2 separate regions of the Mus musculus genome follow, and region 2 is linked to region 1. The links are chromatin contacts, found by POLR2A ChIA-PET in ENCODE. All regions are on one chromosome and are shown on one strand. The core of a region is the stretch at or near the end of the contact, and the rest is flanking DNA. Distances in the headings are between cores, read along the strand shown.

Region 1 (3,283 bases), core at 210-2,709:
TTGAAGAGCAATAGAAGTCAACTGCTTCGGGCTAAAGTATGAGCCCAAAAATACAGGGCAGATTCTGGTAAAGCTAAGGGGTGAGGCTGTGACAACCGTGGCCTCAGGCTTCTCTGGGATGTTTCACAAACTTCCCTGCTCCAACCCCAAACACTATATAAGAATATGCCTTCCAGAGACAGGGAGAGGCCAGTAGGTTGAAGTAGCAGCGGCAAATGGGGTAGTGTTGAAAGGAACTGTACAATGTCAGTCTCCCTGTGGCCAGCGACAGAGAGAAACCTAGTCAGAGGCTCCAGTGAGAATAGAGGCACCAGAACTAGTTCACACACACAGCACACCACACCACACCCCTTAGAAATTAGGCACTATGTGGCCAGAAACAAGACCTAAGGAACGGAATATTTGACCTTAGGGGCCCCATCACAAATGCAAGACAGTCACCTTAGCTCTGGGATGGGAAGTGACCCCCTACCCCAGCTCTCACACAAACAGAAGTAATTTCTGGGGGAGGCCTTCCCTAACTCAGTTCTGGGGAAGACCGGCTCACTCCAGACCTCACAGCGCTTAGAACACCCTGACAGCTGAGGCTGGAAACTCGGATAAGTGAGATCTGGTTTGGATGCCAGGAGTGCAGCTTAGGCACAGGAATTCCCAAGCTCAGGCTAAAAAGAAATGCCACCCACCTGCAGGTAGCCAACTAACTTGAGGGCCTCTGGGCCTGTAATTAGCAAGTTACAACCCAGAGCTGGCCAAACACGCCCCATAACGGTATAGGAATGTGAGCCCTTTGGGGCCGGGACAGACACTAAAGAGTGTACTCCTTCCTGTTTCCCGTTAGGCACATGGACACTCTGACCTCCCTCTTGGGATGGGCACAAGGGGGTCAGAAACAGAGGCGGCAGCGGCGGCGGTAGCAGTAGCAGCAACAGCAGCAACAGCAGGGGCCGCCACCGTTCCTCCTCGGCCTCCACACTCAGGCCCCAGGACGCACGCGGGCCCGCAGGGGCTTCTAGCACCGAAGGTCCGCTACTGCTCCACTCCTAACAAAGGGGCGTCTGTACCATGGATCCTGAGCGAGCGCCCGGCCCCAGTCCCCCTACCTGTTGCCCCGCAGGCCTTCTCTGGTCCGAGGCCCCAGCCGGGCCCGGATCGCCCGCTCCAGCAGCGCTCGGCCCGCCCTCCGGCAGGCCGGCCGCCATGAGCCGGTGGAGGCCCCGCTCCCTCCGAGCTGCACCCTGAGCCCCCGCGCCCGTCACTGCCCCGCCACCCTCGCGGACCCGCGCACAGACTTACTCGGCGTCCGGTGCAGAGCTGCTCCGGCCCGGGCGCCGCTACTCCGTTTCCCACTTCTAGCGCCCGGCCGGTGCGCACTGACTGGGCCGGGTCCTCTCCTCCCCCTTCCGCTGCCCGCGGCTCCCTCCCTCCTTCCTCCTTTGCCCGCCGAGCCCCGGCGAGCCCAGGCCGAGCCCAGTAGCGGAGCTGAGTTGGGTGTGGGCCGCGGCCGGGCGGGGCCCGGTGCCCGGAACCCTGCGCTGCGCCTATGGAGCGGAGGAGCCCCGACGGGGCGGGTGGCACGTGCCCCGCAGGGCGCCTGGGTCTCTGAGTGGCGCGGTTGCGGCCCACCCGGACATTGGTCAGGGACCCCCTGGTGCTTGAGCCCAGAGCAGTTCAGAGCTGGCTGCCTCTGCCCAACCCCGCGGCCCTGGTGTGGTCGGCGACCTCAGCCCATGATTTACCCCCGGGTTGAATGCTACAATCCCATCGTCCGGCTTCACTGGGCATCAGAGGAAGGGTGCACGCGGAGAAAACCCTGCACAGATCCCGATGCTCCCTACGGTGAGATCCACAATGCCCCCTCCCCCAGCCCTGCTGTTTAGAGTCCTAACAGAGCTACTCAAACCTTTTGTAAAATGTACTCCAGGCTACACTATGGTTAGCCGTGATCAGTTTCGTATTAGAACCTGTTTTCCCTTAAATAGTCCCATAAAATCTATGCCTCAAGAAGAGAGCAGCAGGTTGGAGACATGGCTCAGCGGTTAAGAACACCGACTGCTGTTCTAGAGATACTGAGTTAAATTCCTAGCAACCACATGGTCACTCACAACTATCTGGGATCCCATGCACTCTTCTGGTGCGTCTGAAGACAGCCACATTGTACTCATATAAATTAATAAATAAGGGGACGGATGGGGGGGAGAGAGAGAGAGAAAGCGCCCAGCAGCCTTAACTCCCATCTCCCATACTCCCATTATGGACAGAACTTGACTAAGTTGTCAAGTGACCCTTAACCGGGAGAGTTAAGCTTAGCTTCTTCCATGTAAAAAATGCTTTAAAAACTATCCCCTGGGAAGTGGTGGCGCACTCCTTTAATCCCAGCACTTGGGAGGAAAAGGCAGGCGGATTTCTGAGTTCAAGGCCAGCCTGGTCTACAGAGTGAGTTCCAGGACAGCCAGGGCTACACAGAGAAACCCTGTCTCGAAAAACCAAAAAAAATACAAAACAAAACAAAACCAAAACCCTGCCTGGTGCAATTTCACATCTCATGCCCAAGCACAGTCCCAGCATTTGGGAGACTATGTTTTTTTTTAAACCTTCATAAAATAGTTTTGTTTTTTCTTTTTAAATTTATGTGTGTGAGTGTTTTGCCTGAATGTATGCATGTGTTCCACGAATGTCTGGTGGCCAACAAGGTCAGTGGAGGATATCAGATTCCCTGGAACTGGAGTTATATAAGGTTGTAAGCAGCTATGTGGGTGCTGAGAATCAAACGGGTCCTCTGTAAGTAAGAACATGACAGCTGAGCTGTCTCTCCCGCCTTTGTTATGAACCCAGGTCCTCTGAAGGAGCAGCCTGTGCTCTTAACCGCCGAGCCATCTCTCCAGCCCCGCCGTTTGTCTGTCATCATTAAGCCTGTGCCAGAGGCTTGCCTCACAATGTATGCCTGCCTTCTAGCACCAGGGCTTTGCCTGTGATCTTAGGAAGAGATGTAACCTCACTACTCTAGTGTGAGAGTTTGGCTCTCGATCTTGTCTGTTTGGGGAGTTAGAGAGGCAGTGGATGATTTCCAGCCTGTCTGCCCACTTGGTCCTTGCAGTGAGACCCCAGCACAGATGATACACCACAAAAGCCTGGCTGTCCCCTGCACTCTGCTCTATCCCTCTTCAGTAGCCTTCCTAAAATCTTCTGCAACGCGCACACACATACACCCTCACTTCTTTTTCCAACCAAGTCTGCTGTTTGGGCACTGGCTAACCCTTTTTAACCCCTCCCCACCGTTCTTGAT
Region 2 (3,283 bases), core at 420-2,919, 350 kb before region 1:
CAGAATAGCCTAGGGCTACACAGAGAAACCAACCCTGTTTCGAAAAACCAAAACCACGCACAAGATAGGGCTGTTGAGATGGCTGACTGGAGTCTCACCTCCCAGGTGCCACCATGGGAGAAGAGAACCTGGATTACAAGGTGAACCATTGTAATGCATCTGTTATTGTTTTCATGCACACTGGTACTTGGTTAACTTCCAAGGGGAGCCTGCACTTGGCTGGTGGGGAGCAAAGCTAATTTCTCCAAGTACACTGCCTGCAGAGGCAAGGATAACACACCCAAGATCCCAGCTTTAGCACAGCAGGATCACCATAGATGTTCAAGGTCAACCTTGACTAATAAATTTAAGATACAAGGAACTTGTCAATGAGAAAGCCAGGTGTGGTGCTAAGCATTCTCCCCCGCAACCCAAAAACGTACCGAACTAGTTTAAAACAGGAATACATTAACCACAAATTTAAATTACAGGTCCTATATTCTTTACCATAAGGCAAATCAATACTGAATTTTGCTTTTATTTCACTTCTATTTGTTCAACTGACTTCCCTAAAAGGCTTGCACAAGAGAGGAAGGCGATAAGAAAAGACCCATACCACACCTTACTTTGGGGGGAAAAAGGTTTATTTTCTCTTCAGAAGAAACAGAAGTTAGGGGAACATTTACAACCCACATTAACTTGCAGTTGGTCCTAACCCTTTCGGGAACAGCTGTTAAAGTGTTAGGTGCTCTACCAGAATGAAGGTGTTCACCCAGATAGAATGTACATGGAAGATGCTTGAAGACTGCATGTTTTTTCCCTGAGAGACGTGTAAGACAAACAGATTTTGCTGAGAGCCATCTTTCCAAGCAGCCCCTCCCTCTTCTCTGAAGGATGTGCCTCAACTATTCATCTAGTCAGCACTCAGACCACATGCTTCTTCCCTCCAAAGCAGCCCCTTGCCCAGCCACTGCGCTCTCCAAGTCTTCATGGCCCTGGACCTAAAATACCTACTAAGATCCTGTCTGTACTTCAGCTTTCATTTCACCCTTTGTGAGCTGGGAAGTCAGGCTCCTAGTAAACAAAACTTCCATGGCTGGGTTATGAGAGGCTAACCTTTTAGTCACCTCAACCTCTAGGGTTTATTCAACTACATAAAGTGCTCTGAAGTCCGAAGAGTTAAACATAAATAAGCAAACTATGATCAAGGATAAATACACAGGTACAAATCACTCCCAAGCTGGCAGGCAGGGCACTTCTTCCCTATTACATTCTTAGTCATTTGATTCCTGCCTATTTTTATCTGCAGCCCTGACTAAAGGTCACATTCTGAGGCTGAAGCTTTCAAATGACCCTAGCTTAAATACCTTCAGTTACCAGTGGCTTTTGTTAACCGAGTTTAGCAAAACCCAGTGTTTCTCTAAACTTAAGTGAACACAGTCATACTTGGAGCAAACTAATAAAAGTATAAACGTATAATTTCCAACCTTTGAAATTCCCAAGGGGACCTTTGATGTTTTTCTTACCAAAATAGACAAAGTAACAATGGAAAGCATGCCAATCCAAGAATGCCAATCCCTGGTCACTGTCGGTCACGGGGCTCAAAGAGCAAGTGTTCCTATCCTCTGACAGGAAAGCTGTGCTGACTCTGATTAGGATGGGGGAGGGGTTATTTAGGTTCAAAGTTTTGGGGGGGTTGGGGTGAGAGTTCTAATGCAGATAACTAAAATGGCCAGTGAAGAGCACAGGGAGGAAGTGTAGACGACTCTATAGGGGAACTGGGAGCATAACACGCCAACAGTAAAGGAAGTAAAGGCTACACCTAGAGACCAATACAGAAATTCAAAACAAAGCTTGGCAATCCTTAGTAGACAAGAAATACATATTTGTTTTATTGACACCAGGTATAAACTTGTGTTAAACAAGTAAACCCAGTGAATAGCACCATGGTTAAGACTCTAGCCTGCTTTACCATTTACAATTTTGTAAGTCAACAGGGGATCAAATGTCTTACATCTATCTACCTGTGATCTTTAAATACAAAAAAAAAAGATTGGATAATTAACCCTGCATAGTTATAAATCTATAACCAGTCCACACACACAACAGGCTCTGCATATACACTAGAACGGATGACAAAGTCTTAAAAAGCTGTAAGAAATACATTTCTAACTAGAGAAGCTGCAAATTTCAAAAGGGTATGGAAAAAAACTAAATCCAAGACTTCCCTCTTATGTTCAAAGAAATAGACTTTCTGTAAAAATATATACAATTTTTACAGACAAATACATTTCATAAATTTTCTTAAAAATCGAGGCTGTTCAGTTTTGTAACTAATTAGTGAACCTTAAGTCAAGTACTTTTTGGCCATCACTAGGCTAATAAACTTAAGAATCATCCAAACCAAGCCAAAGTAGACAGGGCTAAAAGTCCTGAGCACTTGGGACTTTGTCAAGCACACCCTGGACTGCTCAGAGGCCTCCCTTCACATTCCTGTACAGCACTGCAGCTTCTAGTCATCGTTTGGTGACTTGTAGGTTACAAATCCATTTTACACAAGTCACCAACGTTGTTAATTAGGGCTTCTCTCTCAACACTCTGAGCAGAGTAATGGATATTTATTGAGCTTTGTGACTAGCCTGATGACTGGCCCCTCTTCCATCTCTAGATAGGAAATCAAACCTTTCCATCCACCCCTTTCATTCATTCTAGAAGTCCTTCTCCATGGCCTCTCAGTGTTTGCTGAGAGGGAACTTTGCTTCATTCAGACAGTGACTCTTCCAGGGGGAGCACTTTTCCCATGTATTTATTCTTGTTAGCCACAATCCTGTAGCCACTTTCTTTTTGCTATGTTGCTACAGTAGAACTGGACTGTTAAAATCCTGGGCAGCTTCAAGTCCACCTTCATAAATACACATGTTTTCACAGATGCATGTAGTTTGGTGGCTGGAGCTTTAAGAGTCCCCTATTGCACTCACAAGGCTATCTTATTAGATATGCCAGACCAGCCCCTACTCCAGCAACACCCGCAAAAGCCAGCAGCACATTTCTGATGCCGCCTTCTAGGTCCTGTACGTGGAAGAACTCCACAAACCCATCCTAGAAAACAAAAAAGAAAAGCACATTTTCAAGTATGGGTTTCTGCTGTTGTAACACTACATACAGAGAAACGGTGAATTAAAATATCCCCCAAACAATGGTGAACCAATTACCTACTTCTGGGATGCAAGAGACACTTCTGGAGTTCTTTCCAGTGAGTAACCACACAACAGTTACCTTACAGCAGTTGTATTGCACCTCAATT

The links. ChIA-PET counts read pairs that join two places held with the same protein, here RNA polymerase II (POLR2A).
Region 2: POLR2A ChIA-PET joins it to region 1 with 12 read pairs in Patski. The contact joins the enhancer-like site here to the promoter of Anxa9 in region 1. POLR2A ChIA-PET finds 5 or more read pairs at or near these places in 3 of 5 experiments (Patski and embryonic stem cell).

What each region holds. Positions count from the first base shown.
Region 1 is chr3:95,313,356-95,316,638 of GRCm38, reverse strand. Anxa9 (annexin A9) reads left to right here and starts at 1,459. Exons shown (of 14, transcript NM_001379545.1): 1 at 1,459-1,836. It overlaps Cers2 (ceramide synthase 2), which reads right to left and starts at 1,449. Exons shown (of 11, transcript NM_029789.2): 1 at 1,294-1,449. LOC115489748 reads left to right here and starts at 843. Exons shown (of 2, transcript XM_030252979.1): 1 at 843-882; 2 at 1,075-1,895. The coding sequence starts at 843. The coding sequence ends at 1,877.
Region 2 is chr3:95,660,502-95,663,784 of GRCm38, reverse strand. Mcl1 (myeloid cell leukemia sequence 1) reads right to left here. Exons shown (of 3, transcript NM_008562.3): 3 at 606-3,078. The coding sequence ends at 2,962. Among named protein-coding and RNA genes, the nearest start is that of Mcl1, 3.4 kb to the right of the region's middle. Within about 2 kb of position 1,669, at least 1 of the 3 ENCODE cell types and tissues checked has a DNase peak (open chromatin) inside an H3K27ac peak, as active enhancers do.